3 separate regions of the Homo sapiens genome follow, and regions 1 and 3 are each linked to region 2. Evidence: read pairs that join two places in POLR2A ChIA-PET (ENCODE). Cell type or tissue: CD4-positive, alpha-beta T cell. All regions are shown on one strand. Links, peaks and the distances in the headings refer to the core of each region. The heading gives the core; the rest is flanking DNA. Region 1 overlaps HIVEP2 (HIVEP zinc finger 2). Region 2 overlaps HIVEP2 (HIVEP zinc finger 2). Region 3 overlaps HIVEP2 (HIVEP zinc finger 2).

What was found. Peaks named below come from ENCODE experiments on the same cell type or tissue, not always from the same donor. Only the 100,000 strongest peaks of a DNase experiment are listed, where the experiment ranks them.
Region 1: POLR2A ChIA-PET joins it to region 2 with 10 read pairs; 6 of 35 experiments call an interaction of 5 or more read pairs at or near these places.
Region 3: POLR2A ChIA-PET joins it to region 2 with 10 read pairs; 5 of 35 experiments call an interaction of 5 or more read pairs at or near these places.

What each region holds. Positions count from the first base shown.
Region 1 is chr6:142,742,481-142,753,303 of GRCh38, reverse strand. HIVEP2 (HIVEP zinc finger 2) reads left to right here. Exons shown (of 10, transcript NM_006734.4): 10 at 1-1,835. The coding sequence ends at 197. Among named protein-coding and RNA genes, the nearest start is that of HIVEP2, 200 kb to the left of the region's middle. In CD4-positive, alpha-beta T cell, for the core only: CTCF peaks have their summits at 6,320 and 6,520; a DNase peak (open chromatin) is centred at 6,603.
Region 2 is chr6:142,851,691-142,862,720 of GRCh38, reverse strand. The region is part of intron 1 of HIVEP2 (HIVEP zinc finger 2); the gene reads left to right. Among named protein-coding and RNA genes, the nearest start is that of HIVEP2, 88 kb to the left of the region's middle. In CD4-positive, alpha-beta T cell, for the core only: no CTCF peak of the experiment used is centred there; DNase peaks (open chromatin) are centred at 4,800, 5,240, 5,860, 8,750 and 4 weaker places; H3K4me3 peaks cover 2,828 bases; H3K27ac peaks cover 6,716 bases.
Region 3 is chr6:142,768,044-142,779,073 of GRCh38, reverse strand. It overlaps HIVEP2 (HIVEP zinc finger 2), which reads left to right. Exons shown (of 10, transcript NM_006734.4): 4 at 2,883-2,927; 5 at 3,949-9,522; 6 at 10,538-10,692. The coding sequence starts at 4,336. Among named protein-coding and RNA genes, the nearest start is that of HIVEP2, 170 kb to the left of the region's middle. In CD4-positive, alpha-beta T cell, for the core only: no CTCF peak of the experiment used is centred there; DNase peaks (open chromatin) are centred at 4,603 and 5,013; H3K4me3 peaks cover 535 bases; H3K27ac peaks cover 1,684 bases.

The DNA.
Region 1 (10,823 bases), core at 115-8,114, 110 kb after region 2:
CCTCAGCCACCCACCCTGACTTGCATGATGGTGAAAAGGACAATTTTGGTACATCACAGACTCCATTAGCTCACTCCACGTTTTACAGCAAGAGTTGTGTGGATGACAAGCAGTTGGACTTTCACAGCAGCAAGGAATTATCTTCAAGCACAGAGGAAAGCAAAGATCCTTCATCAGAAAAGAGTCAGCTACATTGATCTATGATGCATGGAGACTTTCATTTCCACATTTTCCCATTTTTTTGTTTTTGTTTTTCTAGAAATGGAGGTAATCCAGTTTATAGCATGCCTGTCCTAAGTTACAGTAGTTTGCTATTATATATACTTTTGTTATATCAAAAGAATTAGGTAAATTAACAAGTCATCATGAGCCTGACCAAAACAAAATTTGAAATTAACCTATTGGGTCTGGTACTTTTAAAATTGTACAGATGTTTGTGCCTTTTCTTTACTTTGCTTATATTCTTATAAGCATTTTTTAGCAGTAATTTGTACATATTTTAGAATTTGTGTATCTGCTTTGTAATAAATGTAATTTCTTTCCTTTTTTGGACACTTGGATCTAAATGATGTAAAGCAAAACAGCATCAATATATATGTGAGGTTGCACTAAAACATATTTTTATATGATTAAAACTGAACAGCTTTTATGTACAGCTCTGATTCTGTAATACTAATATTTATTTACTTTGTTTCATAAATTGTACATTTTTTCTTAATGTTGTGGATTGCTTTTCTATGTGAAGCATGGGATTTACTGTTGCGTAACTAGAACAAAAATGTACATTGTAAACAAGATATTTAAACTAGAGTATCTTATTCTGCACTTATGCATTAGTTAAAAAAAGATAAAGGATGTATCAGTCAGTTCTTAACTCTTGTATATTTTTTTGTCTCTTGTTTGCTGGATTGACTATAACTTAAGTGCTGATTGTGATTTTAAAATGATAGTACCGTAAAGCATTAAAGTAAACAATGTGCTATTGTGAGTTTTTTCAAAGCTTTATAAATCAGTTATAAATAATATTAAAAGTATTTGGTCTTATGTGAACATGTTGATCTATATACTCATCTAAAAATATGGGAAAACATTCCACCCCATGTAAATATGTACAAGTGCATCACTGGTACAATTTTATGTAACTCAGTTGGACACTAGGTTGCCACAGACCTATGCTAGGTGTCTTTAAAAAATTAAGGTGACAAAGCACATGGGACTGTGTAGAGCTTGGTTATCGGCCGGCCCGGTGGCTTGGCAGGCAGTGCTGTGCGCTGCTCATGGAGAAGACCTGGGCTTAGCAATCTCCTTAGTTCTTGCTACACAGGATGGTGACTGGAACTAAGGCTACACAGAGGGTCGCACTTGGACTCTGAGGGTTGGGTGTGGAAGGGGGAAAAGGAGATGGAGACCTGCTCCCCAGCTCTTCCTGTCAGCCGGTTTACATGGGAACAGGGTTAACATCTGTGTTAGGGGAGGTCACCTTACCCTTTTTCATAGGGGAAGAGTGTCACACTCCTGGCTATCTCAGGGGGAATGGGGAAAAGAATCTTTCAAGGGCAAAGAACTCGTGGGAGGATGTCTGTTGTATGTAATACTCACAATGGCTTTTGGTTAGTGTTGAAGGTGGGAAGAGCATTTGTAGGTCCAGAAGAGTGAAAGAGAGGGAGGGGTGCAGCAACATGTGCACAGGCACGCACATGTGTGCACGCACACATACAATCTGGGTTATCTTTGTGCTATATAGTGGATTATAATTCTGTGAAACCAAGTTTGTATATTGAATTACATTAAGGAGTGTTCTTTAAAAAGAGAAATAAATATACAATTACATGCTTGAGGTGTCTAGTTCTTATGTGTTGCTTTACATTTTAATTTCCCAATTTTGTTTCTAAAGTAATTTTGATACTAGCAACATACCATCTGTGCTTTTAATTGCTAGGCTCTGCCCATCCTGAGTGTGAATGCTTTTAACAAGTGAGAAGACAGTCATTGGCTTCCATAGATTATCTGATTAGAACAGATAGTGGTCACCAAGGTGTGGGCCCTAGGAATAGACTTATCCAAACCTCAGCATGGGCCTGGGCAGCATACGTTGCATCTGAACAGATTCATGAATAAAGCAAATTATCATTTTTCCTCTGCCTCTCTTGCAGTATGCATACTTATCTGAAATTCCACTGGGGAAACCTCTTCTTTCTTTTTGCTAAGGTGGCTGAAGCTAAGAATCAACTAAAATATATCAGAAGATACCCACAAATCACAGTTCTTTTATTAGAATGAGTAGAATCTTTTTAATAATAAGAGCAGAAGCTCATTAAAAGTCAAAACCTATTAGTATTTTCACTATAAAAATCTCAAATTTGTGGATTTACAATGTACCTATTTGCTTTTATGAGCCAGACTGTCTTTTTAAACTGTGTTTTACAAAGGTGATTTAAAGGTCAACACAGACACTCTAATATCTGTCTCTTACCAAGAAGAATCTTTTGATTATGTAGGGTGATTTGTGTGTCATATTCCTCATTGATGTGTGCGTGCGTGTGTGTGTGTGTGTGTGTGTGTGTGTGTGTGTGTTGGTGATCCCAGGCCAAATCAAATTACTCTGTTTCCTCCTCTACCTAATTCATCACTCATTTATTCAGTCATTCATTCATTCATAAAAGTTATTGAGTGCCAACTATGAACTGGGTACGATAGTGGGCATTTATTTTTATTTTTATTTATTTATTTATTTATTTATTTATTTATTTATTTGAGAGTCTTACTGCAGGCCAGGCTGGAGTGCAGTGGTGCTATCTCAGCTCACTGCAACCTCCGCCTCCCAGGTTCAAGTGATTCTCCCATCTCAGCATCCTGAGTAGCTGGGTCTACACGTGCATGCCACCATGGCTAATTTTTGCATTTTTAGTAGAGACAGGGTTTCACCATGTTGGCCAGGCTTGTCTCAAACACCTGGCCTCAAGTGATCTGCCTGCCTCAGTCTCCCAAAGTGCTGGGGTTACAGGTGTGAACCTAATGCTCCCAGCCTGGTGGTGGGCATTTAGAATTAATAAAGAGTATCCGTGCCACCAAGGAGCTCAAGTAAATAGGAAAGACATATATGTAAGTAAATGTGGATAATATGATGTTTGAGCTAAAATAGTTGCACATTTGGTTTTATAACCATAAAGGGAGAGAGAAATCATCCTGGAGAGAGCAATCATCCTGCTGAGAATGAAGAAAAGCTTCATCACAGAGGTAGCCTTAGAACAGATCCTTGAAACAATAAATTGACTAATTCATTCAACGTAGCTTTTCATCACCTACATTGGAGTACTCTTGTGTGTGCTAGGTGTCCAATATGGCACAAAACAGATAAAGTCCTTGCCTTAATGGAGTTTATATTCTAGAGGAGAGGGCAATATAAAAAATTAGTGGGAAAACGCATATTAGATCTGATCTGAGATGTGTAAAGCAATTAATGTGTAAAAAGCAAGATGTAGCTGGCACCCTAGGTATGTGGCAAGGTAGTACATGGTTAAGCTAGAAACACATATCAAAGTCCAATTTCCTAATCCAGCCTACAGGTCTGGCCCTGTAAGCAATGGAGAACCAAGGAAGGATTGAAGCAATAAAGTGGCCTTGCTAATTGTTGTCGTTATCATTATTTTGGGAAAAATAAAATACTGTGGCACCAGCGAAGATAAGGGAAATAAAAGCAGCAACAATCCAAACAAATGATGGAGACCTGGAGAAAGAAGGGACAGTTTTGCTTAATGAAGAGGAATGGCTGATAGCTAGACTGATTTGGTGCTGGGATGAAAGAGATGGAGAAGTTAAAGATGATGAGTTTTTAACCTGGACAATAGAATGAGGGTGGCATTATTCAGCCACAAAAGAGAGTGGATTTGTACAGAATGCTGGTAAAGAGATGAGCTTTCCTTAGCAGTTCTGAAGGAGTTCAACCTCAAACAAGAGAGGCCAGAGCTGGAGACTGGTTTGTCAGTTCTTGTTTTTCATCATAGCTGAGAGCACTGAATTGGATGAAATTCCTCAGGGTATATAAAGGGGTAGAAGAGGAAGTTTGAGGGTTTCCAAAGGTAGACAAAGAACATAGGGGCGAGCAAAGGTATACTTCACAGGACAGCACATCTCATCTGCTGAGCCTTAATGATACAAAATTGTTTAATATTTTTGAGAACTTGATTTTCAATATATTCCCCAAGATAATTTCTAGAAAACAAAACTTTTAGAACATCATTTTCTGAGAAAAAATCAACTGCATTTGTGGAATTATTTACTATTAGTTACTATTTCCTTAGTAGCATAATAGTAGCTTCATTATTAAATAATAAATTAGAGGTTATTAAATTAACCTGTCATTTACAAATATCTTTTCCAAAACCTGTAGTCTAGAGAAGTTAGGTGAAGTTTTCAAGGAGAAATAGGTGGTTCATTACAGAATCAAGGCTAAAAATGAGCTCCCACCTCTTTGTCCAGGTTTGCTTAAAGAACAGTTTCTCATTATTTATGCTCTTCTCACTTAGATCAAGATTACAATCACAATAATGTACTGTGAAAGTTGTTGGGTTGAATGGGCTCAGAATCATACAAAAACAACAAAGCTTATTTCTGCCCTGGAAATGGTCTTTATTAGTTTAAAATATATTACTAAATATGGTGGCATCGACTTTGCCACAGTACAGTTTTTTTTCCCAGGGGCAATTTGACATTATACAGAGCATCAGCTCCCATTAATTTCCGAGTGTAGAGAAACATATGCTTACCCAGACTTTATATGCAACAATAAACCAGCTTGGCTATGCAGTAGTACTGAAGAACAGGGAAAGTGGTGGAAATTATTCTACTTGGCACCGAACAGTACCTAAAGAGTAACAAGAAGAAGACACAAACTCTATTTTCTAGAATTCTCTAGATGGATCATTTTATGCATACATATCCATTGCTTATCAACAACTAAGGCCACCTTCAGAAATATACATTTGACAGGATGTATTGACTTGTGCCTGTAATTCCAGCTACTTGGGAGGCTGATCTAGGAGGATTGCTTGAAGCCAGGATTTCAAGACTAGAAATACATGTTGGTTATCAAAATGAATCATATCAACAGATTTTCTCTCCATTCACTAAGTGCCTATAAATGTATTTCAGATTCTGCAGTAGATCCCTGCCATGGATTTTTATTTTTTTGAGACAGCATCTTGCTCTGTTTCCTGGGCTGGAGTGCAGTGGCACCATCTGCAACCTCTGCCTCCCTGACTCAAAGAGACACTCCCACCTCAGCCTCCATAATAGCTGGGACCACAGGTGCCCGCCACCACGCCCAGCTAATTTTTTGTATTTCTTTTGTAGAGATGGGGATCTCACCATGTTGGCCAGGCTGGTCTAGAACTCCTGGGCTCAAGTGATCTGCCTGCCTTGGCCTCCCAAAGTGCTGGGATTACAGGCGTGAGCACCCCGCCCAGCCCCTGGCATGTTTTATTCTTCAAGTAGATTCCAAGTGTTGTTACATTGTTGAAATACAAGCAGAATCCATATAGTTCGATGTGAATAAAATCTTATTTTGGCAAAATTAAAATAAAATGATTAATGATCATACATTTCCTTAATTTATTAAAAATCATATTAATAAAATATTTTTAAATGAAAACCTTTCTATTAAAAAATGCCACTGGGCACGGTGGCTATTATTTCCTACAGGTTATTGTTGCAGCATGTAGGAAAAACTACATACACACACATTGTACATGGTCCAGGGATCCAGGCCATTTATGGGGACAGCATCCCCATACAAAATCTCTTGTAGCTAATAATGATAAGTATTCTCTACAAGCCCTGTTTTAAGTGCTTTCATTTATTCCCTCATTTAATAGTCACAAAACTGAGTGAAATAATTTGCTTAAGTTTTCCCAGCTAGTAAATAGAAGAGGCAGTTAGGCTCTAAAGCGGTGCCATCCAGTAGAACTTTCTGTAATGGGAAAAATGTCCCATATCTACACCTTCCAATACAAAAGCCTATAGCTATACATGACTGGAGCACTGGGAATGCGGACAGTGCAAGTGAGAAACTGGACTTTTAATTTTATTTAATTATATTTAAATTAAACTTCACATGTGTCTAGTGCTTCCTGAATTGACTGGCCACCTCTGCAGGCTGGACCCTTCCCCTGTGCACAGGCTGCACCACCCACCTCTATAAGCACTCATCATTTGACAGCTATTGAGGTTCTATCACATGCTAGCTCTTTTCTTGGTGCTGGAGCTATACCAATGAACAACAACCACCAAACCACACCAAACCCAAAAATCTGCTATCAAAGAACTTAGGTTCAGTGCTTATCACTAAATATCTAGTTAAGGATTTTGGTGATACAATCCTATTGACTGCTTCTGTTTCCATTGAGTTTTGGACCCTGGAACTCACTCAAGCAATAACAGCCAAAGCACGCTTTTTTGAAGAAGTAAACAAGCATCCTCCTCCTCCTGCCAGAAATCTGTTAAAAGCAAGGATGGAGAATATATCCCATTCTCAGGACTCATGTGGGGTCTCTCACTTCTGCCTTGGTATAAATGCATATGCCCCCTTGTGGCCTAAGGAAAGAGAGATGCAGCTGGGCTCCCCAAGGGCCCTGACTCCCCTACTGCTTCTGCATAGGACATGGAGTCTATGAAGAGAGCGCCCTGGCTCCTGGAAGCCTTGCCTTGCTTTTCTACTGACCACATGTTATTAAGTAAATGGAAGGCAGAAGGAAGGAGTCTGACATTTCTTCTCCCACAGTGAAGGGTGGAGGAAGGAAAGAAACAGAGGGGTTTCCTTTCTCTAGCCCAGCGGCCATCCTGACTGTGAAGCAAGGGGTCTGAGGAGAAAACTGCTCCTTGCTGCCGCGTATCCATCTAAGTAGCCAGACTCATGGAAAACCACACTGCAAATGTTGCCCTCTTTGGAGAAAACCCACTGTCACCAAGGATCTACTGTTTTCCCCAAAACATAGTCTATGACTCTCTGTTATCCCCTTGGAATCAGTGAGATCATAATTCACGTGATATTCAACTGAAACAAACTAGACAAAGAGATTAAATAAAGCAACTTCATCTTAGCTCAAAAATTAGAACAAGCAGCCTTTCCCAGAGAGAATTAAGCCCATCAGAAAATGATTTGAGTGACTATTTTTCTCAAATCTTCTAAGGAGATTACGTAACTAGCACCATCCTTGTGTGTAGGAAAAAAGTTAATTTGTTACACACAATGGGTGTCTTAGGGCATTAGGACTTAATATTCATATGGAAGCCTGTTTGACAAGGGATGGACTGTGGTATATTTCCCAACTCGTATCATGCCTAGTCACATTGTCAAATCTAGTTTAACAGAAATAATACATTGAGTACCACAGGACAGCATCAAATCCCCCCAAATTGTATCATGCCAGCAATATTAAAATGCCCCAAATGTGAACACTGCCTCATTAATATTTTCCAGAATAAACTTAAATTGCAAAAAGATAACCTCCTTTTATATTAAATACTAAATAAATTTAAGTCCCCAGTTTTGCTTCCTTTAATTCCTTACCCCAAGAATAACATAACTTACGTTCCCAGGGAAGGTTACAATTCAAATGTGTTAGGCATTTCAGCCAGGACCTTGGTGTACCTACCACTCGGCAATATGGGATTTCTTTCAGGGAAAGTGGTCCACACAAGGAACATAGCCAGATGGGAAAAAATGTTATATTCCCTATTTATCATCCCTCCTCCCTCTGCCAATCACATGCAGCAAATGCTTCAGGTTAATGATGCATTCAAGAATGTGTCTTGATCTCCATTCTGAAGTAAAGCCACCTTCTTTCTATGTAAATCTAAATCTTAGGGTATGTATAACTAGACATTCCTATGTCAAAAGAGATATGTCCAGATTTACTGCATTCTGTTTAGATAAATAAATATGTGTCATTTTATGTATATATACATTATTTCATTTACTCCTTTTAGCTCCTGTAATATGGGCATTATAACTTCCATTTCGCAAATCACCAAATATTTGTAGAGAAAGAAACATAAATTTTATAACTTGCCCAAGATTACATAACTGAGTTTCAAACTCAGGTCTGTCTGACTCCAGAATCATCCATTCCATTATTTCATTGATTGTCATTCAGCCATAGCTGCAAGCTTTCAAAGGAAATTCATCATTTGTTCTTTCATTCATTCAAACATGTTGATTGACTGACTGCTCCTGCTGCACTGTTTAGTAAGCAAGACCGCATGTGAGCAAGAGATTTCAATGACAGCATGGAAAGGAATTTGAGAGAGGGATTGCTGCAATGCAAACCCAGATTTGAGGTAAGTGAATCTGAACTATAAGGAGGGAACCCTAATCTGAACAAAAAGTAAGGGTGTTCTGGAACGTAAGGTGATTATCAGGTTAGTGCAGAACATTAAAAGTGTTACAGGTAGGGGAGGCCCTCTGGAAAAATCCCACAGCAAGAGAGAGCAGGACATGTTGGAGAGAACAAAACAAATTCTACAGAGGGAGTAAAGATTCTGAGGTGCAGGGCCAGGAAAGGGATAGCAAGAGGTGGAGCCGACGGGATAAACAATGATGAGATACTGCAGGGTCTTGGAAATCATTTTTAGAGGTTTAGACATTAGGGCAACAGTTATTTGGGAATTAGAGCGTGCTAGGTAGGAAACTGATGGGACAGGGTTTGCGGTTTACCCGCTAAAAGGGCTTTAAGGTACACTGTCCAAGAGTCATAGCAACATGGGGCTACAGAGCACTTGGAACGTGGTTACTCCAAATTGATATGCACTGCAAATGTGAAATATATGCCAATTTTGAAGATATAGCACAAGGACGGTTTCAAATATGTTATTCATAATTGTTCATAGTGAGAACATGTTTAAATGATACTACACTACAAATATTAGGTTAATTAAAATGATGTTAAAATTAATTTCCTATGCTTCTTTTTTTAGGTTGGTACCAGAAATTTCACAATTGCATACGTGGCTCACATTGCATTTCTATTGGATGGTGCTGGTGAAAGAGAGAATAGATGAGGGGTTGGGAGGGGCCACTGAGTTCAGCTAGGCGGCTATTTCCATGATGGTGGCCTGCAATAATGCGGCAGTGGTGAAGATGAAAGAAAGCAGACAGACTTGAACTGCAAGAAGGTGGTGCACCATATGAGATGGTGGTTTATTAGATACAAGGTTCTCAGAAGAAGGGGGCGTCATGGTTAACGTCCCATTCCTAGCTAGCCACAAACAGATTAAAGATGATGCCTTTTCACAACATGGTTAAAGGGCAGGGGGCAGGGAGGTTTGGGAGAGCCCTGACGGATTTGGTAGCTCTTCCTTACTTCCTGACTTTGGGGGTCCTGTGGACATCTGAAAGGAGAGGTCCAGGGAGCAATTGGAACTGTGGTTCTTCTGATACTATCTTAATAATAATAAATCTATCTGTAATTTATTTAAAGTGGATCATATGCCAGACAGATATAATCTCATTTAATCCTTCCATGAATTTGTTGATAAGAATATGGCTACATTCCCTTCCTTTTTTATTGCTCTATATCAATGGTTCACAATTTTATCAACTATCATATTTTATAGTGCCTCTTTTGTATAGTTTACTCATCCTATTATATGGAAAATATCCATATAATTTTGAAATTATTATATGGATAATTGAAATTATCCATATAATGTATAATATCCATATAATATTTTCAAAATTATATGGATAATTTCAAAAATTTCAGTATAATACCCTAACTATATATAAAGGAGAAATGACAGAAACTTAATTTACAATAAAATTTTATTCATCTATTAAATAGGTAAATGTACTGTGTTATAGTTAAAGATTACAGTAGAAAGTATAATGAAGAAGTTAGGAGCTTGCACCTCCATGCAGATCACCGTGATTATGACAGCTACATATTCACCTGCCGGTGTATTATACTGGGAACTCAGATGCCACAAGTGGCATTGTCATTAGAACATGATTTTCTGAAATGAGAAAGAAAATCTCGGAAAGTTCCAAAAATAACAAAATGTGAATTTTCTCAATTGACATGTGGTTGCCCTCCCAGAAATATGTAACAAACCTGCACATTGTGCACATGTGCCCTAAAACTTAAAGTATAATAATAATAAAATTTTAAAAAAAGAAAAAAAAAAAATTATAAAAATTTTTTAAAAAATTCAGTCTCCAGTCCATTCTGCTGTAATGTTTGTTTTAAAATTTTTCCAACACAGTTGACATACTAGGGAACAATTTGAACATAACACATTTGCTTATGCTTGACTTTTTAATTGAGAAATACTAGGTGAATGCAGAAGACAGCACTTAGCTGAAGGAGCCATGTAGGAATATACAAACATAAACACTAACACAATTCCAATGTCTACCAGCTACCTCATTTCACCAAGAGTGTTATGACCCCACCCATATACATAGTGTACAGCATAGTGAAGTTGGACTTTCTGTTCAATTTCAGATGACCTTCCTTCCATCACTTCACAGTAAGTCACAAACTGCAGCTCTTCTGTCACCTACTTCTAGTAGCGAATATTAGATGTTTTTCAAGTTAAGCGCCGCATTTATTGGAGTACTTATGTATTTCTTAACCATTAATGCATGTAAAACTATGCTACCATTTTTACTGGCACCCTATCTTTTTTTAACATATCACTGATGAAGTTTTGGAGTATTGTGTCCCTAACCCTGTTTTCCCCATAAGCCCTATGGCTTGTTATTGCACAATTTTGCATAGTACAATGATTTTTGGGAGCACACTTGTCTTCTGGTAGCAGAGATG
Region 2 (11,030 bases), core at 1,310-9,309:
AATGTATAATATATAGTTACATATATAATTAAATGTAATAGATATAGTACACAATATATAATATATGCAATATATATTACATTTCATAAAATATATAATACATATAATCGATTATGAATCGATTATATGTATTATAAAATATATGATACACATAATCGATTATGTGTATTATAAAATATATGATACACATAATCGATTATATGTATTATAAAATATATGATACATATAATCGATTATATGTATTATAAAATATATGATACATATAATCGATTATATGTATTATAAAATATATGATACATGTAATCGATTATATGTATTATAAAATATGTAATACATGTAATCGATTATATGTATTACATATTACATATATAATAGATGTATTACATAATATATAATAGATTTGCTAATGTAGCAAATGCAATATGAAACTGTCAAGTTAGGAGAAATTGGGAGAAATTGTCTGAAGGAGTGACACTTATCTTTCACATCTGGAATCTAGTACAATACATTGCTTTATTCTTGTAAATATGTTAGTCAAACACACGTTTTGGGTATTAATGTTTATTCTCTACAGTGTAAAAAGAGAATGCAGGGCTGCTAACAGATTCCAGTATAAAAGATTGATAATAGAGTCTTAACAAACTGCTGGGCTGATGTGCCACTCTAACTTTATAAGCCTAAATTTCCCTGAAAAAAAATTTAAGTAACGGTATAAAACTTCAAGTGCCACTTTGTCATTGTTGTTGGTTTTAATTATTACAGCAATCAGTAGCCCTCAAGCTATTTCCCCCATCTTCCTGCAGCTGTCCAGAATAGCCATCTGTTCTTGCAGGTGGGCCAAATTCTAATCTCTAGTAAGGCTTCCACCCGGACTGGTGTGCTTACCTACCATTTCTTTCTTAGGAGCCCGCTTTGAAATGGAATCCTTTTCTAAACAGAAGTTCCATACACTGAGTTTTATCTATTTATAATTTGAAAGTGTGGGACTGACAACTTTGAACTTAGATGACATTAAATTGTTTGGAGGGAGAGGGCAAATTTTAAGGGCATTTACTTGATGATTTGGAAAGAAAGCCCAAACAGATTCTTTTGGAGTGTTAAATTTGGGATATTACTGTTTCATACTCATTACCTTTTACCAACAGTCGGATGGGAAAAATGTGTATGTGGGTTTAAAATAAATTCTGTTAGTATATGGTGCTATTCTACTGTATCCAAGGATACCTTCAAGTAATAGAATTACTTCTTTGCTCTGGCATTTTGCTTATAGTTCCTCCAATGTTATTGCCTCACAGCTCTGGTTTCCATGGGAGGAGACAATATGTTTTTCATATATAAAAATCTGGTTTATTCATCTCAAGCCATTAGTACCTATGTCAAAACTTCTCATTATTAGTAAATTTCATTTTATGTATGAATCATACAGGGGAAGGCCATTCCAATTGATTTGTCAATGAATGGGGAAAGACTGCTACTTGGTAATAATATATAAGACAATGATTATGTTATTTAGAAACGTACAGAACCAAAGAGGTCTATTATTCTAGCCTGCATTTTCCTTTGTGAATGAGCCTCAGCATTTGAATATGCTGAGAGTATTGTCTTCAGGTGTTACTTGCTGGCATGTCGTTCTGTTGTGATGTTTCTGCTATCTGATGTATGCATGTTCGTATACTGTCTGAGTAGATTTTAACTTCCTTGAAAATAGATCTGTGTCTTCTGTGAAATGATAGTTGACTTAACTTCTCTTTCTTTTTTAGTTTTTCCAACATTAAATAAGGCACATGGGAATTAAAGAAGCTTCCTCTCATTTTAAAAAGTCTATTGCTTAGACAAGTTGCAGAATTTGTGCGGAATAAAGCTACTACAAAATTTGTGCAGCAATGGATAGCCTGTAAAGCAGGGGTCCCAGTACCTGGGCTACGGATCACTAGTGGTCTGTTGGCTGTTAGGAACTGCTGCACAGCAGGAGGTAAGTGGAGGTGAGCGAGCATTACCACTTGAGCTCCGCCTCCTGTCATATCAGCAGTGGCATGAGATTCTCACAGAAGCGTGAACCCTATTGTGAACTGCGCATGCCAGGGATCTAGGTCTCTTGCCCAAAGAGAATCTAATGCATGATGATCTGTCACTGTCTCCCATCACCCCCAGATAGGACCATCTAGTTTTCCTGCAGGAAAACAAGCTCAGGGCTCCCACAGATTCTATATTATGGTGAGTTGTAAAATTATTTCATTATTACAGTGTACTAATAATAGAAATAAAGTGTACAATACATGCAGTGCACTTCAGTCTTCCCAACCCCCTGCCTGCCGCCAGTCCATGGAAAAATTGTCTTCCACGAAACCAGTCCCTGGTGCCCAAAAGGTTGGGGACCACTGTTGTAGAGCTTTATAGTATGAATGTACATATTAATAATTTATTTAAATTCTTGAAACAAATGATAAAATATACATATATTTTCCTTTCATCAGGAGTTCATTTAAGTTTTTATCACCTGGGTTCTTCTTAACATGAATGGGAGCAATATGAAGTCAATACATGTACATAACATACAAGGGTGATTGTGGCTCAGTTTTTTTCTTATCTTTTTTACAGTTCAGAAAAATGTTGGAGGTCCGAGGGGATAGAGATCTTTGCTGAATTTCTGTCTTTCCTTTAAGAGGAGAACTTACAGGAGAAAAAAAGATTTAACACTTTCCCTACTGTGAACTTTAACAAAAATGAAGATTTTGATTTTGCTTAGAATTCTTTCTTTTCAGGAACTTTCAAAGGATATTACCTCAACTTCTTGCATAGCAGTACAGTGATAAACACTTCTTTTATCATTTTCTTTTCTTTTTTTTCTTTTTCTTTCTTTCTTTCCTTTTTTTTTTTTTTTTTTTTGAGACGGAGTTTCACTCTTATTGCCCAGACTGGAGTGCAATGGTGTGATCTTGACTCACTGCAACATCTGCCTCCCAGGTTCAAGTGATTCTCTTGCCTCAGCCTCCCAAGTAGCTAGGATTACAGGTGTGCACCACCATGCCCGGCTAATTTTTTTACTTTTAGTAGAGACAGTGTTTCGCCATGTTAGCCAGACTGGTCTTGAGCTCCTGACCTCAGATGATCCACCCACCTTGGCCTCCCAAAGTGCTGGGATTACTGACATGAGCCACCGCGTCCTGCCTCATTTATCGTTTTAAGTTTTTATTTCTCTAGTCTTTGTTTCGACAAGCTTATGTGGATTCTTTTCTTTCTTTCTTTCTTTTTTTTTTTTTGAGACTGGGTCTTGCTCTGTTGCCCAGGCTGGAGTGCAATGGCAGGATCATAGCTCACTGCAGCCCCGACCTCCTGGGCTGAAGTGATCCTCCCATCTCAGCCTCCCAAATAGCAAGGACTACAGGCATGTGCCATCACACATTTTTTAATTTTTTGTAGAGACGGAGTCTCCCTTTGTTGCCCAGGCTGGTCTCGAACTCCTGGGCTCAAGTGATCCTCCCAGAGTAAGTCTTATTGCTATGCCTTTAAGCATATACTGTTGGCTGAGGAAATGCCTCAGACTTTTCTTGTAGGGATCAAAAGTTATAGTATTGGTTAAAAAAAATAGAGACAGAATGTGTTTCTACAGTATCTACATAGTTCCTGCCTTCAAAGTGGCTAATCTCAAATGATTCATTTAACAACACCCATCAAATGTTTATTGAGCACTTGTTATGTGCCAGGTGTGCTGAGCCCAGTCCTCAAGCTCCACGAGTTTATGGTTTATAAAAAAGGCATATGTAAACAAACTGCAGTATAGTAAATGAGGGTTTCCAGAGAGGTGGGCCCAAGAGATCAGGTGAGAGGGCTGGGCAGGGTGGCTCACACCTGTAATCCCAGCACTTTGGGAGGTCAAAGTGGGTGGATCACTGGAGGTCAGGAGTTTGAGACCAGCCTGGCCAACATGGTGAAACCCCGTGTCTACTAAAAATACAAAAAAATCAGCCAGGCGTAGCGGTGGGCACCTGTAATCCCAGCTACTTGGGAGGCTGAGGCAGGAGAATTGCTTGAACCTGGGAAGCAGAGGTTGCAGTGAGCCGAGATCGTGTCATTGCACTCCAGCCTGGGCAACGAGAGTGAAACTCCATCTCAAAAAAAAATTTATTTAATTAAAAAATAAAAAAATAAGAGGGCAGGTGAGAGGAGGTGTGATAAAAGATGAAGCAGATAAGGGAGGGGGGCATTTATTCTCAAGAAATATTAATCAAACACTTGTTATTTTCCAGGCACTGTTTAGGATACTGGGGCTATAGGAGTGAACAGAGCAGTGCTGCCTCCTTTGAGAGCTTCTATTCAGTGTGGGAGACAGATATTTATCATCCTGCCCAGCACTCATGCCTGTGTGTTAATTAGGTAGGGGAGAGGGGGGATCTGCAAGGAGGTGACATTTGCAGAGGGGCCAGAGTGAAGTGAGGGGGTCAGGCACCAGGAGCAGCCCTGCTACAGTGTGCACTGCCTTCATATACTTCAAACTCCTCTTGAAAGAAAGGAAATAACATGTCAAAGTGAGGAAGAGAAACGGCATAGTATAAACAGAAATAAGATGATATGTCTGGGATCTTGATGCTTTATGTCACTGTTAGTCCCCCAGCCTTCATCAGTAAGGGCTGTTTCCCAAGCCTGGGTTGAGATACTCTTCTAGGGGGAACAGCCTCTCTTCCCCCAACCACCTGTCGCCCTAGGTCAGCTGCAGCATCCCTGCCGGGGACCATGCATAGCTGGGCCATCAGGAAGCCAATGGTGGGGGACAGCTGCCTGGGGCAACACTGGGCCATAGATAAGTTCCCAGACCCAAGACCCGACCCCAGCCCCTCCTAGACAGCAGCCCGCAGCCCCGTGGCTTCCCCCCGCCCGCAGGAGAAGCCACACAAGTCTTAACAAAGGGGAGTCCCCGTGTGGAAAGAACAAATCCGACCTAAAATTAAACCTGGAGTTTTAATATAAAGAAATGCTCATGATTAGGTGTTTACAGCACCTAATCTTCAACAATTAAAAAGAAAAATGTGTGGGTGGGGTAAAAAATAGCAATACCCACACTCTGAAGTTTTGGAGAAAAACAGGAAACTAGTCTTTTTTAACCAGTGATGCCCAAAACTGGTTATTGCAAAGAGGGTTGTTTTTCTAATGCAGTGTGGTCAGCGCAGCTGCACCCGAAGTAGAATTCTGCTCATGATGCAGCCGTCTGTGGATTTCTTTAGCTGACAAACCTATAGACAGGCAGGCATAATTATCAGTTCTAACCTGGTCATTATGGCCGGATGGTGCTTGGAAAACAATTTGCACAAGTCCTGAAACCCCGTGAGAACATACAAAATAAGAGCATTTGGCGAATATGCAGTTATTTCCGGGAGTTGTGAATGACTTAGATCTAGGGGCTATACAATAGCTTATTGTAGAAGAACTGTTTGAATTCTCTTTTTATTTGGATTTTTTTTTAAGTTGACAGACAACATCTGATGGCAAATGACTTTTTTTTTTTTTCTAATTTGCTCATGAACTCAAGCTTCACTTTCTAACAGCGTTTTAGATGTTTCTACCTTTTTATTTTTGGCATTCGCTGGTTGGTGACAGTGAAGTCATGATTTTAAAATTGGGGTTACAGAGATGTTGTTTCCTGGCCACAGAGTCTCACAAATGCACTATCACCACTACGTTTCTGAACAACATGAGAAAAATGATCACAGAGGAGACCATTTGGGCAACACCTGACTAGATTTTTGTCCTTTTGAATAATGTAGAATGCTTCAGAACCCACTTGAAGTACAGTAATCCCCTTTATCTGCATTGTACCTTACACGGAAGTCCAGGTTGGTCTCGGACCAGTCACTGAGGTTTCCCCTCCACTTCCTGCTGTGGGCTCAGTGTCTTTGGGGAGCCCCTGCTAACCAGAAGTCTCCCTCACAGGTCATTTCTTTGTGTCATCTTTCTAAGGATAAAAAGGGGCATTAGACTTTTGAAAGTTGAGTGATATAACCTAGATTTCATTGCTGATTGCATTTTATGGTCTCCAAGCCAAGCATTTGGTTTGTGCATTGAAGGCTTTACGCTTGTCTGTTTGTATCAGACTTTACAGTTATCTCTTTAATAAGTAAATTACTCACGCTTCTCTTTTGTGAAGCTTGATTTCAGTGCTTGATCCAGGCAGTGTGCCTGGGCTTAGCAAGGCCCCCTCTCCAGCTGACTGCTGAGGCAGTTCCAAAAAAGGTAGTCATTACTGCTATTGATTTCTGTAGCACATCGGTCATGTTAGAATTATTTGCAGTGAGAGGGGAGTCAACTCCTTGCATATGACTTTTAGTTTCACCACCAATGTATTGTACATTGAAGTCTTCAGTATCTTTGAGTCTTCAGTGTCTTGGGGGCAGTGACCCAAGCAAGTCAAAGGAGATTCTTTTCACTTTTTTCTCTGGGAATGGCTTGGGGAGAATCCTGGATATTAAAGTGGTGCAGTAGGTGGAACTGGGAGACATAAATTCTCCTTTTCTTTTTTTTTTTAACCCCTTGCTGTCTGTTTTTTAGTGAAAAGCGATGCAGTTACCTGCCATTTCCCCCTTACCAGGATGTGGTAAAAAGTAACGAGAGAATGGTTGTCAAGCGTTGTCAAATACTGAAGACAGATATTTTATAAAGTGCCAGCTTTTACTGAAAACAAACACACCAAAAAACAACAAAACCAGCAAACAAGCATAATTTATCAGAAGGTCTCAAATTTCAGACACATTAACATCCTGGTGTTTCAGTTGGGAAAACATAGCCCTGTGAGCTTGTGATAATGTTGAACTGGCAGTAATAAGAAATAAGTGAAAGAATACTTTCACTTCTTATATATGCCTCCACCATAGTGTATTTTTAATAAGTTTGCATACTGAGATTTTGGAAATCTGTGGATACAAATATAATTTTACACTTTCATACCAGTAAAGCCTGAGTCCAACGTTGACACTCTTCCTTTTAAATGGCTCACTTAAGCATATGAACAGAAGCACTGCATAAAAAACTCAGTGGGGAGACTCAGGAAAACAGATTCCTTTCTTATTGTAGATCCATGAACAAAACCTATCTCAGCAGATAATTCAGTATAGTTGAGAGGTTCCCCAGAACTAATTTTGGTTTCTACCACGTGGTTATTAATACATTAAGTATTTGCCCATTAAAATTAAAGGCTCCTCAAATTCATACTGTTTGTGCCCATTTTGTTTTTGTTTGTGATTTTTATTATAACACAAAGACAGTTTAAAACACACTGTACTCTTCTTCTTCTGTCCTTCCTAATGATAAGATGGTGCTCTGGGGATGACGGTTACTTGTACAGAAGGTTGTAGCGGAAGAGGCCAGTGTGGAATGATTAGTCCTTTCCCTGCTGTGCACACACAAAGATTGGTCCTTCATCCTCACAGTCAGCATTTCTCATGTGGCCTGGAGCTCAGTGGAGACTTCGCCTATCAAGCTTGGGGTCAGCTTTTGCCTGTGTTCAAAAAAGTTGCTCTTGTGGGTGAACTTACCACGTGGGTGGTTCATCTATTGTAGCCCACAGACACTCCATGTGACTGGGACCCTTAATGAAGCGGGTTTCATAAGCTCCCTCTTACCTACTTTCTTTGGAGCCAATTCCCTTCTCTTTACCTTTTGGGAAGAAAACCAGCATGGTGGTGAGAACTGAAAGTGAAGTTGCAGATGACTAAGCCAAACTTTTTCTGCTTTTAGTTGAGGAAAAAAAGGACCAGAAAGAAGTTACTTAACGTTCCTTGCCCGGGTCATGGAGTCATTTGTGGTGGAGTGGACCTGAAAGCTGTGCCTGCTTTCATTCTTTTTCCTACATCCGGCCCAGTAGGACTTTTCCCTGGGGGAGATTATTGCTTTAATACTGGGTGGCTGCGAGCATTTCAGGAACGTGTGCATGTTCCTGGGTTGTCATTTGATGCTTGGGGAGGAATACAGCTGCTGTTTATGGAAAAGCTTAAGAAGCAGGATGTGGCATTGGTGGCAGGGTTCACATTCACAGAGGAGTTTGTGCAGTGCCTTCCCTGGAAAATTTCAGTTACATTCAGGTGATACCAAGTTCATCCCGTGCCCTTTCTGCCAGCCTCCTAAAGTTCGGCTGTCTTGATTGGACATCTTCAATTAAAAAACAAATGTCACACTTTGTAATTCTGAAGAATACTATGGGTTTTTTTGTAGAATTTCTCTTGGTTGAGCACGATCTTTAGGATGAAGTTTGAGTAATACAATTAGTCTAAAGGATTTTTGTTATAATCACTTGCTTAAACATCAGGAGCCTAGTGACATGTACCAAAAAGTTATTGCAGCAGAGTTACAATGTTACCGGTTTTCTTAGCTCCAGCATGGTTAGGCATTTGGAGCCAGATAAGTCTTTGTTGTGGGCGACTATCCTGTGCATTGTAGAATACTTACCAGCATCCCTGGCCTCTACCCACCAGGGTACAATAGCATACCCCTTCCCACTCCCAGTCTTGGCAACCAGAAAGAACTCCCAGACATTGCCTAGTGTCTCTTAAGGGGGCAGAATCACCCTAATTGAGAACTACCACAGGCTAACAATAAATCTGAGGGGGATGGCACAGCCACCAGCCTGAACCGGGTTTTTATGAACAACACAGAGCTTGAATTTAAGAAACCAGAGTAAGAAACAAAGACTGAGAACATTATGTGACTAAACAGTGAATATTCCCAGTCAGTGACAGAGTGAATGGCAACCCCAACCAGGGAATTCCCCGGTTGCCTTGTGGTAGGAATTCCCTTCTCTTCCTCAATTCTCTTGCCCTCAATTCTAGGACACTCCCTTTTCAAAGGCTGCTCTAGCTTCTGATTCACTTATTTTCCCTGCCCTCTTTTCTTTTCCATTCTTCTGCCATCTCTGCTGCTACCAATGCCTGGACCACCACTGCTGCCCTGACAAAAGACAAGAGCCACTGAGATTCTTCCTACTGATGCCCCTGGCCCATCTGTGTCTTGCTATTCTTACTTTGTTATTTACCTCTTAGAGTTTCACCTAGACTTTTACGGTCCTTGTAGGAAAAGGCAGTTTCATATCCTATTGACTCAATTTCTCAGTGTGACTATTTGACAAGAAGCTATGCCATCTAAGGTGGGTAGGTTCTATGTTGCTCTTATTACATTGCCTTAGGCGAATTCTAAATCAGGTTATACAGGCTTTTGAAGGGTGGCCTTGCATGCCAACCAGTATTTATGACACTGGTTTTAGAGGGAAACACATTCCAAATTTCAAATAGTAAGCTTAAAAGTGAACTGTTAGAGTATGATTCATTTTAAGTAGGAACTATTCTGGGAGCCGGAAGAACAGGTGCTAGCACCTGTTACAAGTGAATTCTTATCGAAACCACAGGGAGACCCTTTGGGTAGCCAGCTTAGAGTCCCTTCTCTACTGGGAGTGTAACTTCTCACACTAAGCCCCAGGCTCAGAGGGCAGACAAGCTGGATTAGCTAGGGTTTGCTTCTCTGATGTGGAAAAAAAAATAGATATCTGGTAATTTCCTTGGATTCCTTTTGGACATGATCTTGTGTACAAATCTGTGCCAAATGAACTTAATCTGCCAAGAGAGGAAAAGAAAAATACCTTAATCTATGGATCTAGCTACCAACTGAAGGAAGTCAATAAGAAAATAACTGGAATCTTAGCAGGTTCTAGAAAAAGTAAGAAAAGAGGTATATGTTGTACAAGTATGCAATTAAACTAAGAGAAGTTTGGAGTAATTAAAAGATAAGCACAAAAATACCTCACTTTCTACATCAAATGACAAATATTTATATCAAATTTTTCAAAGATAGGAATGTTTATCATTTTAGACTAGGAAAGATACAACACAGAAGACTCTAATACTCAGAGGGTTTTCCAGTTCTGAGTATCTTATGTATTTTTCCCCTGTTACTCTAAATTTGTCAAACTGCACAAATTGATTCATTAGATTGAGTGTTAAGTCTACCTAAACTAGAATGTGATAGTGATGGGCCAGTGACTTCTTTGGAGAAATCTCTAAAACATCTATGCTGATGAGTTTTGAAACTGGGTTCAGGGTGTCCTGAGACATCTGGGAGTTGTTGAAATAAAGTATATCTGTGGTGGATTTAAGAATTACTCTATATTTCAGGTCATGATAGGAGGGATACTTAGCTCCCAAGTTTTAAAGAATTTAGAAGAGTGCTGCCTTTCTCAAATATTGTTATGTAATTGATTATTCAGCATGCCTTTTGTTATGGGGTCCACACAGTAACAATCTATTTTCAGTGTCTGACCTTCACTAGCCCCTGAGCTCCATGAAGACAAGAATCATGGCTTATGGGAATGCACAATTGTTTGTTGAATAAATAATTGAATAAATGAGAGAAAAAAAGAGTTTATTGTGAGCATTTTATTAAAAAAAGCGAAATGCTACTTCTTGATAGAAAGATTAAATAAAGTCATTTCCCAATAATAAAGTTAAAACAAAATTTAAAATAATATAATGGACTGAAGTTTTAAGTTTGGTGGGAAATCTGTGGCTTTAAGAAGGAAGAAATAGACTATACTTTTTAAAGATAGAAAGCATGGCATGCCCTCCAAAATTAACCTAGTGGAACATGGTGTGTAAAGTCTCCCAAACCCATCAATTTTAGCCTTACTTTATAGTAATAAACACTTTTTATTGCCAAAGTAAATTAGGACAATGATCTGGGTAAAATAATGCTCTTGAGCTGGATAAGAAAGACTTTGATTTTCTTGCCAAATTTAAAGCAATGACCTTCGTTCTAAGTGTGAAAGCAGCATATCATTGTTGTATAAAGACATGAGTGAACCCCACTGAAACTCTTCCACCGTGAGGTTCTGTCATACCAGCTCAAATAGTGAGTAATCAGGAATGGTTCAATACATTAAACATTCTTTTGGCATGGTGATCCTTTTGTCAGGTCAGAATCATTATGACTAGAACTGAAAATTGAGTGCCAGTCATGGCAGGATATTTAGATTTCTTCAACCCATGTATCTTTTTACA
Region 3 (11,030 bases), core at 1,594-9,593, 84 kb after region 2:
CAGTCTGGCATGAGACTTTATTATGGTCTTACAAGAAGCTGTTCTCATTAATACTTAATATACATATTTTGAACATTATTTAAATTATGGATTTTTTTATTTCTAGGAAATGGCATTTTGGGGCCATTTTTTGTACTACAAACATGCAGAGCTCATTTATATTCTCTCAGAACCATTAAAAGTTGAGACATTTCATATATTAAAGTTAAGTGGAAATATTTAGATGAAGATATTATTGAAGATGTATTATTTTAAGTTGTAATAAAACTTAATGGAGAGTAGTGGTGAGTCCTCCCAGACTTAGAAGTCACCAAATTTAGATCTGAATTTTGATTCTGAAACCCAACCTCTCTAAGAATCATTCTCAACTGTAAAATAGGTGTAATAATACCCTTAGCATAGAGGTATAATGAAGATAAAATAAGACAATGTATATGAAACTCTTTAACAGTATGTATCAGCCCATGGTAAATATATAGTAAATGACAGTCATTATCATTGTTATAATTAACAATGAAACTGCATACATAGATCAATACCATGATAAAATATTAAATCTGAAAAATAACTTAGAAATTATTCACTTCAAGCTCTGAGTCCTAATTGAGGATTCATACATGCTTGTCTTGAATTGAAAATGTAGTATATTTCCATTTTAGAGGGTATTTATTTACCTCTACAAGTCTGGCAGAGGTTGTGTCTACATGAACCTTAAATATTTAGTTAATTAAACACAGTCAGCCAATTTAGATTCAACATTGTGTCTTCTTCTTGTTAGCATGGTTCCTGGAATTGACACAAGGAAATTTGCATTGGAATATTATGAGACTATCATTTGTGTTTCGTTTTTGCCTCATTTCCTGCAGAGGGATGCTAAAGAAAATTATTGCACAGCAAAAAATTAAATCCAATAGCAAAACTTTTTAGCAAACTGAGATTAATATCTTTGTTTAGTATTTTGACTGCTGCTTTACAAATCTCTTAGGCTTCATGGCCATTAACAGAAGGAATCTTTGAGTACAGATGTCTTACTACAAATATCTGGGGGCTACTGATTTCTCACCCAAAAGACTTACCGTTCCTGTGGGAATTTCCGGGTGCTTTTCCCCTCTCAAAGTGCAACTTCTGTCATCATCATCATCACAGTCAAATTCGATGTTAGGGAGAAAATTGCCCATGGAAGTAAGACTACTATTTGAGTTTCGCTTTAGGAATCTGCAGTACATCTGCATGGTAGCATTTTAAAAAATTATTAACTAGTGTTTTATTTAAAAAGATAAACATGCTCATGTTAAGAAAAATAAACAAAAATTAAACTTACTGAAAGTCATGAGATGGAAGGTAAAAATCCTTTCTTTCCTCTTCCTCTGAATCCCAGGTTCCACTTTTTTTTTTTTTTTTTTTTTTTTTTTTTTTTTTTTTTTTGAGATGGAGTTTTGCTCTTGTTGCCCAGGCTGGAATGCAATGGCTCGATCTTGGCTCACTGCAACCTCTGCCTCCCGGGTCCAAACAATTCTCCTGCCTCAGCCTCCCAAGTAGCTGGGATTACAGGCATGCACCACCACGCCTGGCTAATTTTTTATATTTTTAGTAGAAACAGGGTTTCTCTATGTTGGTCAGGCTGGTGCCAATGCTGCCTGGCATCCTCACAGGAATTTTCTGTTGATCAACTGTTCCTCTTTTTCACCCATAGGATTAACAATGTGTCTTCGTACTAGGGTGCAATAAGCTTTTCTTGCATTTAATGTTACTATCCCCTGAACAAGTTTCTATATTGGTACTTATAGCTGTACTTTATTTATTTTAAATGCCTCAGTTTTATCATTGAGCCATAATTTATTTAAGCGGTTCTTGTACATATATATTGGTGTGCGCTTGTGCAAGTACACCTGTAAGGATATATTTCCAGCAGTGGAATTTCTAGGTCAATGTGTATGATCTTTTTTATTTTGATAAACGGACACATTGCCTATCAAGGAAACATCTGAGGTTCTATGACAGTGGATACAGTTTATCATTGAAGTTCTCAGAATCCTCTGGGTACCTCATTGAACACTCCCCTAAGGAAGTTGAGTATTCACTTAAAATTGAACGATTACTTAGTTGTCAAGTCTTCCTGAGCCATACGCCATCATCTAGAGGACTCCTTCACTTTGCTATGATGTAAATTTCCTAAAAGGGAAATTTATTCTTTTAAACATAAACATTCAAACCTATCAGAAAAAAAAACCCACTATTTTCATCCAGGCGAGGTGGCTCACACCTATAATCCTAACGCTTTGGGAGGCCAAGATGGGCAGATTGCTTGAGCCCAGGAGTTTGAGACCAGCCTGGGCAATATGGCAAGAGCTCATCTCTACAACAAAATACAAAAATTAGATGGATGTAGTGGTGCATGCCTTTAGTCCCAGTTACTTGGGAGCCTGAGGTGGGAGGATCGCCTGAGCTCAGGGAGGTCGAGGCTGCAGTGAGCAGTGATTGCACCACTGTACTCCAGCCTGGGCACCAGAGTGAGACTCTATCTCAAAAAAAACAAAACAAAAAACGCCTGTATCTCAACTTTTAATATCTAGGGAATTAGAACTAGGCTGATTACATTTAAGTAACTAAGATGTTTCATATATAATAATCTTATGTCTTAGAAAATATTACTATGATGTTTTTATAATATTTTCTCTGAGTTATTTTTGAGTCACAGTGTCAGTGTAAGGTTTACTCTTCTGGTGTAATGCTTTCTGAAGCAGTTTCTTGCTTTCGTTTTAGGGTACATAGCATTGTGAACCCTTTATATAATGAACTGGAAATTGGAATTTGTATTTGTATATATCGATGGTAAGGTTTAATGGAACAATTTTCCCTAACTGCATTTATTTTGTATCCAGGAAGCGTCAGGACAATCATGCCCATAAGAACTCTAAACTGTTCAGGTAATCATTTCGTTTTTAAACTGTCCTAGAAATATGCTTTGTTTTCTATATTAAGAAGACTTTATAATTGTTTTGTTTAGATGCACCCTTTTATCTTTTCCAAAGTTCTGTGACATCTAATTCTTATAGCCTTGATGTCATTTTATTAATCACTGATTTTAAGCTGTAAAATATAGTTATACTTTATAGTAATATATAATACTTTATGAATTATGTATTTTATAAAACATGTATCATATATGTATGCTTATATGTATACTATGTTATATTTATATTTTATATTAATATGTAACTATATATATGGTTTTTTTTTGAGATGGAGTCTCGCTCTGTCGCCAGGCTGCAGTGCAGTGACATGATGTCAGCTCACTGCAACCTCTGCCTCCCGGGTTCAAGCAATTCCCCTCCCTTAGCCTCCCGAGTAGCTGGGACTACAGGTGCATGCCACCACACCCAGCTAATTTTTGTATTTTTAGTAGAGACGGGGTTTCACCATTTTGGCCAGGATGGTTTCAGTCTCTTGACCTCGTGATCCACCTGCCTCAGCCTCCCCAAATGCTGGGTTTACAGGCGTGAGCCACCATGCCTGGCCACATATTGTTTGTATTAAGCTATAAAACATATCTCTATATAGAGATATGTAATACACTTTGGCATACAAGTCATAAAACTTGGTTAGGAATAGCTCTATTTTTTTTTAATGGGGCTTTCTAAAACCTTATACTTTTGTAGATAATATCCATCAAGGATTTTCCTTCAAATGGTTTTCTAAAGTTAAAAAGTATTTAAAAGAGTGACCAAAATTCAAACATGGAAGAGACTTATGTTCATGACTTAATGCTGAGTTTGAAATTAATATATTTTAATTGTGGAATTAATGTAATCTCAATAAAAATAATTCCTTGGAGTAAAAAACATTTCAAATTTATCTAATTTCTGGTTGGTTAGTTAGGTTTTTTTTTTTTTTGGTTTCTTATTTGAAACTGTTATGACAATCTCTTTGTATTTTCTTTTTCTTCAGATCATTTTATCTTAGTGAAACTGGCAATTGAACTTTGCTCTAGTTGATGGGCAAAATTTCTCCTAGACTATTCATCATCCCAATTTCATCCTAGTTGAAAATTTTCAAATGCCATAAGAAATCTTTATAGATTTGCACTTAGCTTTTGGATGGACGTTTCTACAATGGAGAGAACTGTGTTATAGCCCTGGTCCAAGGACATTACTAGCTAATGCCCATCGACTGTGGTGTGCGTGTGGAAGGTTCCAAAGAGAAGGAGCAATCAGCAAGTTTGCAGACACCCTGGAACATGGAAGCAACCAAGCTTTAAGAAGCACAGCTTTGGAGACACTCCATGAGTCTGCACTGCTTTCAGGGGAACTAGCACTTAAGACCTTGTGTAACAAAATGGACACTGGGGACACAGCTCTAGGACAAAAAGCTACCTCAAGGTCTGGAGAAACTGATAAAGCATCAGGTAGATGGAGACAGGAACAATCAGCTGTTATTAAGATGAGCACTTTTGGCAGTCATGAAGGACAGCGGCAACCACAAATAGAGCCTGAGCAAATCGGAAACACAGCATCAGCACAACTGTTTGGTTCTGGGAAACTGGCCTCCCCTAGTGAAGTGGTGCAGCAAGTCGCAGAGAAGCAATATCCACCGCATCGTCCGAGTCCTTACTCATGCCAACACTCACTCTCTTTCCCTCAGCACTCATTGCCACAGGGGGTCATGCACAGCACCAAGCCACATCAGAGCCTCGAAGGTCCTCCGTGGCTTTTCCCTGGCCCTTTGCCATCCGTTGCCTCTGAGGACTTATTTCCTTTTCCTATACATGGCCACAGTGGTGGTTATCCTAGAAAAAAGATTTCAAGTCTGAACCCTGCTTATAGCCAATACTCCCAGAAAAGTATTGAACAGGCAGAAGAGGCTCACAAGAAAGAGCACAAACCCAAAAAGCCTGGCAAGTACATTTGCCCTTACTGCAGCAGAGCGTGTGCCAAACCTAGTGTACTGAAAAAACACATCAGGTCCCATACTGGGGAGCGGCCATATCCATGTATACCTTGTGGTTTCTCTTTCAAGACAAAGAGCAATTTGTACAAGCACAGGAAGTCACATGCCCATGCAATTAAGGCAGGATTAGTACCTTTCACAGAGTCAGCTGTATCTAAATTGGACCTAGAGGCTGGTTTTATTGATGTAGAAGCAGAAATACATTCAGATGGTGAACAGAGTACAGACACAGATGAGGAGAGTTCTTTATTTGCCGAGGCTTCTGACAAAATGAGTCCTGGTCCACCCATCCCACTGGACATTGCCAGCAGAGGCGGCTATCATGGGTCATTGGAAGAATCATTGGGAGGTCCAATGAAGGTGCCGATTTTGATTATCCCTAAAAGTGGGATTCCTCTCCCTAATGAAAGCTCTCAGTATATTGGCCCTGATATGCTACCAAATCCATCTTTAAATACTAAGGCTGATGATTCGCACACAGTCAAACAGAAACTTGCACTAAGACTGTCAGAGAAAAAAGGACAAGATTCTGAGCCATCGCTCAACCTTCTGAGCCCGCACAGTAAAGGAAGCACTGATTCTGGTTACTTTTCTCGCTCAGAAAGTGCTGAGCAGCAAATAAGCCCTCCCAACACAAATGCAAAGTCTTATGAAGAAATCATCTTTGGAAAATACTGTCGGCTTAGTCCGAGAAATGCACTCAGTGTTACAACCACAAGTCAGGAGCGTGCCGCAATGGGTAGGAAGGGCATAATGGAACCATTACCTCACGTTAACACCAGGTTAGATGTCAAGATGTTTGAAGATCCTGTTTCACAGCTGATCCCAAGCAAGGGAGATGTCGACCCCAGTCAAACGAGCATGCTGAAATCCACTAAGTTCAACAGTGAGTCCAGACAACCCCAGATTATTCCATCATCTATCAGGAACGAAGGAAAACTTTATCCAGCAAACTTCCAAGGCAGCAACCCGGTTCTCTTAGAAGCTCCTGTAGACTCTTCACCCCTTATTAGAAGCAACTCAGTGCCAACTTCTTCAGCAACTAATCTAACTATTCCTCCTTCTTTGAGAGGAAGTCACTCATTTGATGAAAGGATGACTGGTTCCGACGATGTATTCTATCCAGGGACCGTGGGCATACCCCCTCAGCGCATGCTAAGAAGACAAGCGGCATTTGAGCTGCCTTCGGTACAGGAGGGCCACGTGGAAGTCGAGCACCATGGCAGGATGTTGAAGGGTATCAGCAGTTCATCCCTGAAGGAAAAGAAATTGTCTCCTGGGGACAGGGTTGGGTATGACTATGATGTCTGTCGGAAACCCTATAAGAAGTGGGAGGACTCTGAAACACCAAAGCAAAACTACAGGGACATTTCCTGCTTGAGTTCTTTAAAGCATGGTGGAGAATATTTCATGGATCCCGTGGTGCCATTGCAGGGAGTACCAAGCATGTTTGGAACTACCTGTGAAAACAGGAAACGCCGGAAAGAGAAGAGCGTAGGGGATGAAGAGGACACGCCCATGATCTGCAGCAGCATTGTAAGCACTCCTGTGGGCATCATGGCTTCCGATTATGACCCCAAACTGCAGATGCAGGAAGGAGTCAGGAGTGGATTTGCCATGGCTGGACACGAAAACCTTTCTCATGGTCACACGGAACGCTTTGACCCATGTCGGCCCCAACTGCAGCCTGGAAGTCCATCTCTTGTGTCAGAGGAGTCACCTTCAGCCATTGATTCAGACAAGATGTCAGACCTAGGGGGCAGGAAACCTCCTGGAAATGTGATTTCTGTGATTCAGCACACCAACTCACTGAGCCGACCCAATTCATTTGAAAGGTCTGAGTCAGCCGAACTTGTGGCTTGCACACAGGATAAAGCCCCTTCCCCTTCAGAGACTTGTGACAGTGAGATTTCAGAAGCCCCAGTGAGTCCTGAGTGGGCTCCACCTGGGGATGGTGCAGAAAGTGGGGGGAAACCCTCTCCATCTCAGCAGGTGCAGCAGCAGTCCTATCACACACAGCCCAGGCTAGTTCGGCAACACAACATCCAGGTTCCTGAGATTCGAGTGACCGAGGAGCCTGATAAACCTGAGAAGGAGAAGGAAGCCCAGAGCAAAGAGCCAGAGAAGCCTGTGGAAGAATTTCAGTGGCCCCAGAGAAGTGAGACCCTTTCCCAGCTCCCCGCGGAGAAGTTGCCACCCAAAAAGAAGCGTCTGCGACTTGCAGATATGGAGCACTCCTCAGGGGAGTCCAGCTTTGAATCCACAGGCACAGGCCTCTCCCGCAGCCCCAGCCAAGAAAGCAACTTGTCCCACAGCTCCAGTTTCTCCATGTCTTTTGAAAGAGAAGAAACCAGTAAGCTTTCTGCACTTCCTAAGCAGGATGAGTTTGGGAAGCATTCAGAGTTTCTGACTGTCCCTGCTGGTTCATACTCATTGTCTGTCCCAGGCCATCACCACCAGAAAGAGATGCGACGCTGCTCATCAGAGCAGATGCCTTGTCCTCACCCAGCGGAAGTCCCAGAAGTTCGGAGCAAATCATTTGATTATGGGAATCTGTCCCATGCTCCTGTGTCGGGAGCAGCAGCCTCCACGGTATCACCGTCCAGGGAGAGGAAGAAATGCTTTCTGGTGCGGCAAGCTTCCTTCAGTGGCTCCCCAGAAATCTCCCAGGGCGAGGTTGGCATGGATCAGAGCGTGAAGCAAGAGCAGCTGGAGCACCTGCATGCTGGCCTCCGGTCCGGGTGGCACCATGGCCCGCCTGCTGTGCTGCCTCCTCTTCAGCAAGAGGACCCAGGGAAGCAGGTGGCGGGTCCTTGTCCCCCGCTGAGCTCGGGGCCACTGCACCTGGCCCAGCCACAGATCATGCACATGGACAGTCAGGAATCTTTGAGAAATCCCTTGATCCAACCAACATCCTATATGACAAGCAAGCACTTACCTGAACAGCCACACTTATTTCCACATCAAGAGACAATTCCATTTTCTCCAATCCAGAATGCCTTGTTTCAGTTTCAGTATCCTACAGTTTGTATGGTTCATTTACCAGCTCAGCAGCCTCCCTGGTGGCAGGCACATTTCCCACATCCCTTTGCTCAGCACCCTCAGAAGAGCTATGGCAAGCCCTCTTTTCAGACAGAAATCCATTCGAGCTATCCCTTAGAGCATGTGGCAGAGCACACTGGAAAGAAACCTGCTGAGTATGCACACACGAAAGAGCAGACCTACCCATGTTATTCAGGAGCATCAGGGCTACACCCAAAGAACCTTCTTCCAAAGTTTCCATCAGACCAGAGCAGTAAGTCAACTGAAACGCCCTCTGAGCAGGTTCTTCAAGAAGATTTTGCCTCGGCAAATGCTGGGTCTTTGCAGTCCCTCCCAGGAACAGTGGTTCCTGTTCGGATCCAGACGCACGTACCATCCTATGGAAGTGTCATGTACACAAGCATTTCTCAGATACTTGGGCAGAATAGCCCTGCCATTGTCATATGCAAAGTCGATGAGAATATGACCCAAAGGACACTGGTCACCAACGCAGCCATGCAAGGGATAGGATTCAACATTGCCCAGGTGCTGGGGCAGCATGCGGGCTTGGAGAAGTACCCCATTTGGAAAGCACCTCAGACTTTGCCCCTCGGCTTAGAATCCTCCATCCCCTTGTGTTTACCTTCCACCTCTGACAGCGTGGCCACCCTGGGAGGTAGCAAGCGAATGCTTTCTCCAGCCAGTAGCTTGGAGCTCTTCATGGAAACCAAGCAGCAGAAAAGGGTCAAAGAAGAAAAGATGTACGGACAGATTGTGGAGGAGCTTAGTGCTGTGGAGCTGACCAACTCAGACATCAAAAAGGACCTCTCCCGCCCCCAGAAACCCCAGCTGGTTCGACAAGGATGTGCTTCTGAGCCAAAAGATGGCTTGCAGTCAGGGTCATCTTCCTTCTCCTCGCTGTCGCCCTCCTCATCTCAAGACTATCCTTCTGTTAGCCCGTCTTCCAGGGAGCCATTCCTGCCCAGCAAGGAGATGCTTTCCGGTTCCCGGGCACCACTTCCGGGGCAGAAGTCCAGTGGGCCTTCTGAAAGCAAAGAATCTTCAGATGAATTAGATATCGATGAGACGGCATCGGACATGAGCATGAGCCCACAGAGTTCTTCATTACCAGCAGGAGATGGTCAGCTGGAAGAGGAAGGGAAGGGCCACAAGCGGCCTGTTGGCATGCTGGTCCGCATGGCCTCTGCCCCCAGCGGGAACGTGGCAGACTCAACTCTTCTTCTCACGGACATGGCAGATTTCCAGCAGATTCTTCAGTTCCCCAGTCTGCGGACAACAACTACTGTGAGTTGGTGCTTCTTGAATTATACAAAACCCAATTATGTGCAACAGGCCACCTTCAAATCCTCGGTTTATGCTTCATGGTGCATTAGTTCCTGTAATCCAAACCCATCAGGATTGAACACCAAGACCACGCTGGCTCTTCTGAGGTCCAAGCAAAAAATCACTGCAGAAATTTATACTCTGGCTGCTATGCATAGGCCTGGAACCGGCAAGCTTACATCATCAAGTGCTTGGAAGCAGTTTACTCAGGTAACAAATACTGTTTTAGGAAGAACTTTGTATTGTGGATTTGATTGCTGAGCAGACTACATAGTGAAGGATATAAGGCCTAAAAAAAAAATACAAGTAAAATGAAGGTCAGTGTGGGGGCGTTTTCAGAAAGTCTGGCCTTACTCAGGAGTGGAAGAAGCCACTGACTGCACTTGGTTCTGAGGTCTCAGGCATGGTCCATTTTCAGAAGAAAAAGCCTACATTTATGCTTTTAAAATTTAAAAATTTGGGTGCCATGAAATCCTACCACTGGGATTAATTCCCATGGGTTATTTTCCTTCTGACCTTTGTGAGTGACCTAGCAGGTCTAATTTTCTCTGGATGTGAGGAATTCAGGGAATTGTGAAGTGGGCCATAGAGCAGGGAATGGAGGCTGAAAGGAAAGACGAAGAAGGAGGACCGAGCTTTGCAAATGCTGCAGGGCTTACTCTCATTGACGAGACATCTGTCTCCTTCAAAACTTATTTTTCCAAGTTGCTGGCTGGTTTATTCCTACAAGAACCATCAATGCCTTCCATGTAAAATTATAAAAATATTAAGGGGAATTTTGAAATTTCTGCTAAATTAATAAGGAGGCAAATAGAGGATTTAAAAATATGTTTTCACTTTTATCAGTTACCATTTTCCCTTCAATAATTTTTGAGACTACTTCCTTAATTAATATAGATTGTTTTCATTGCTACTTCAAAACATAGAATGTGTCTTTTAAGTATTAGCATTGCACAGAGTGCTGAGTGTATATGTGTATCTATATATTTTTATATATAATATATGTACTTATTATATATAGCTGTAACAGAATGTTGAATTTATTCAGTGGAAACTGTCATTCTTATCTGATTTTATCCCTAGTGGTCCTTATTTTATATAACTAGTTCCTGGCCTTTTAGTACAGAATTTAGGCTCATTTTCAGAGATGATGGAAGAGTGGGACATAGGGGCTCCTGTGTCTTGGAGAAAGCATGTGAAATGATTCTCTCTTCTTGTCTTACAGATGAAACCTGATGCGTCCTTTTTATTTGGCAGCAAACTAGAAAGGAAACTAGTGGGAAATATCTTAAAGGAAAGAGGGAAAGGAGATATTCATGGAGATAAAGATATTGGATCCAAACAAACTGAGCCAATCCGAATTAAAATATTTGAAGGAGGGTAAGGAAACAAAGTGCAAATGTAAAATGTGCAGTTATAGGTCAGAGTAAATGGTCCAGAATGTCTGCATGGAAAAGGTACTGTCTAATCTGGTTGAAAGCTGAAAGTAAATTCCTTTTCTATTCACAGTTCTGAACTCTGGCTGGTAATAGATCATAAGTTCATGCCCTTGCCTTTGGGATTTGCTTTGCAAGAAAATGTCCCTAATGGATATCATTCAAGCCTCTTCCTTAAATTTTCACCCCTCTAATTTATTATGAAATCTACTAAATTGGTGGACACTTGATGTCATCTAAGTTTGTTCATTCTTTGATCATTTTATAGGTATTTGTTTTATT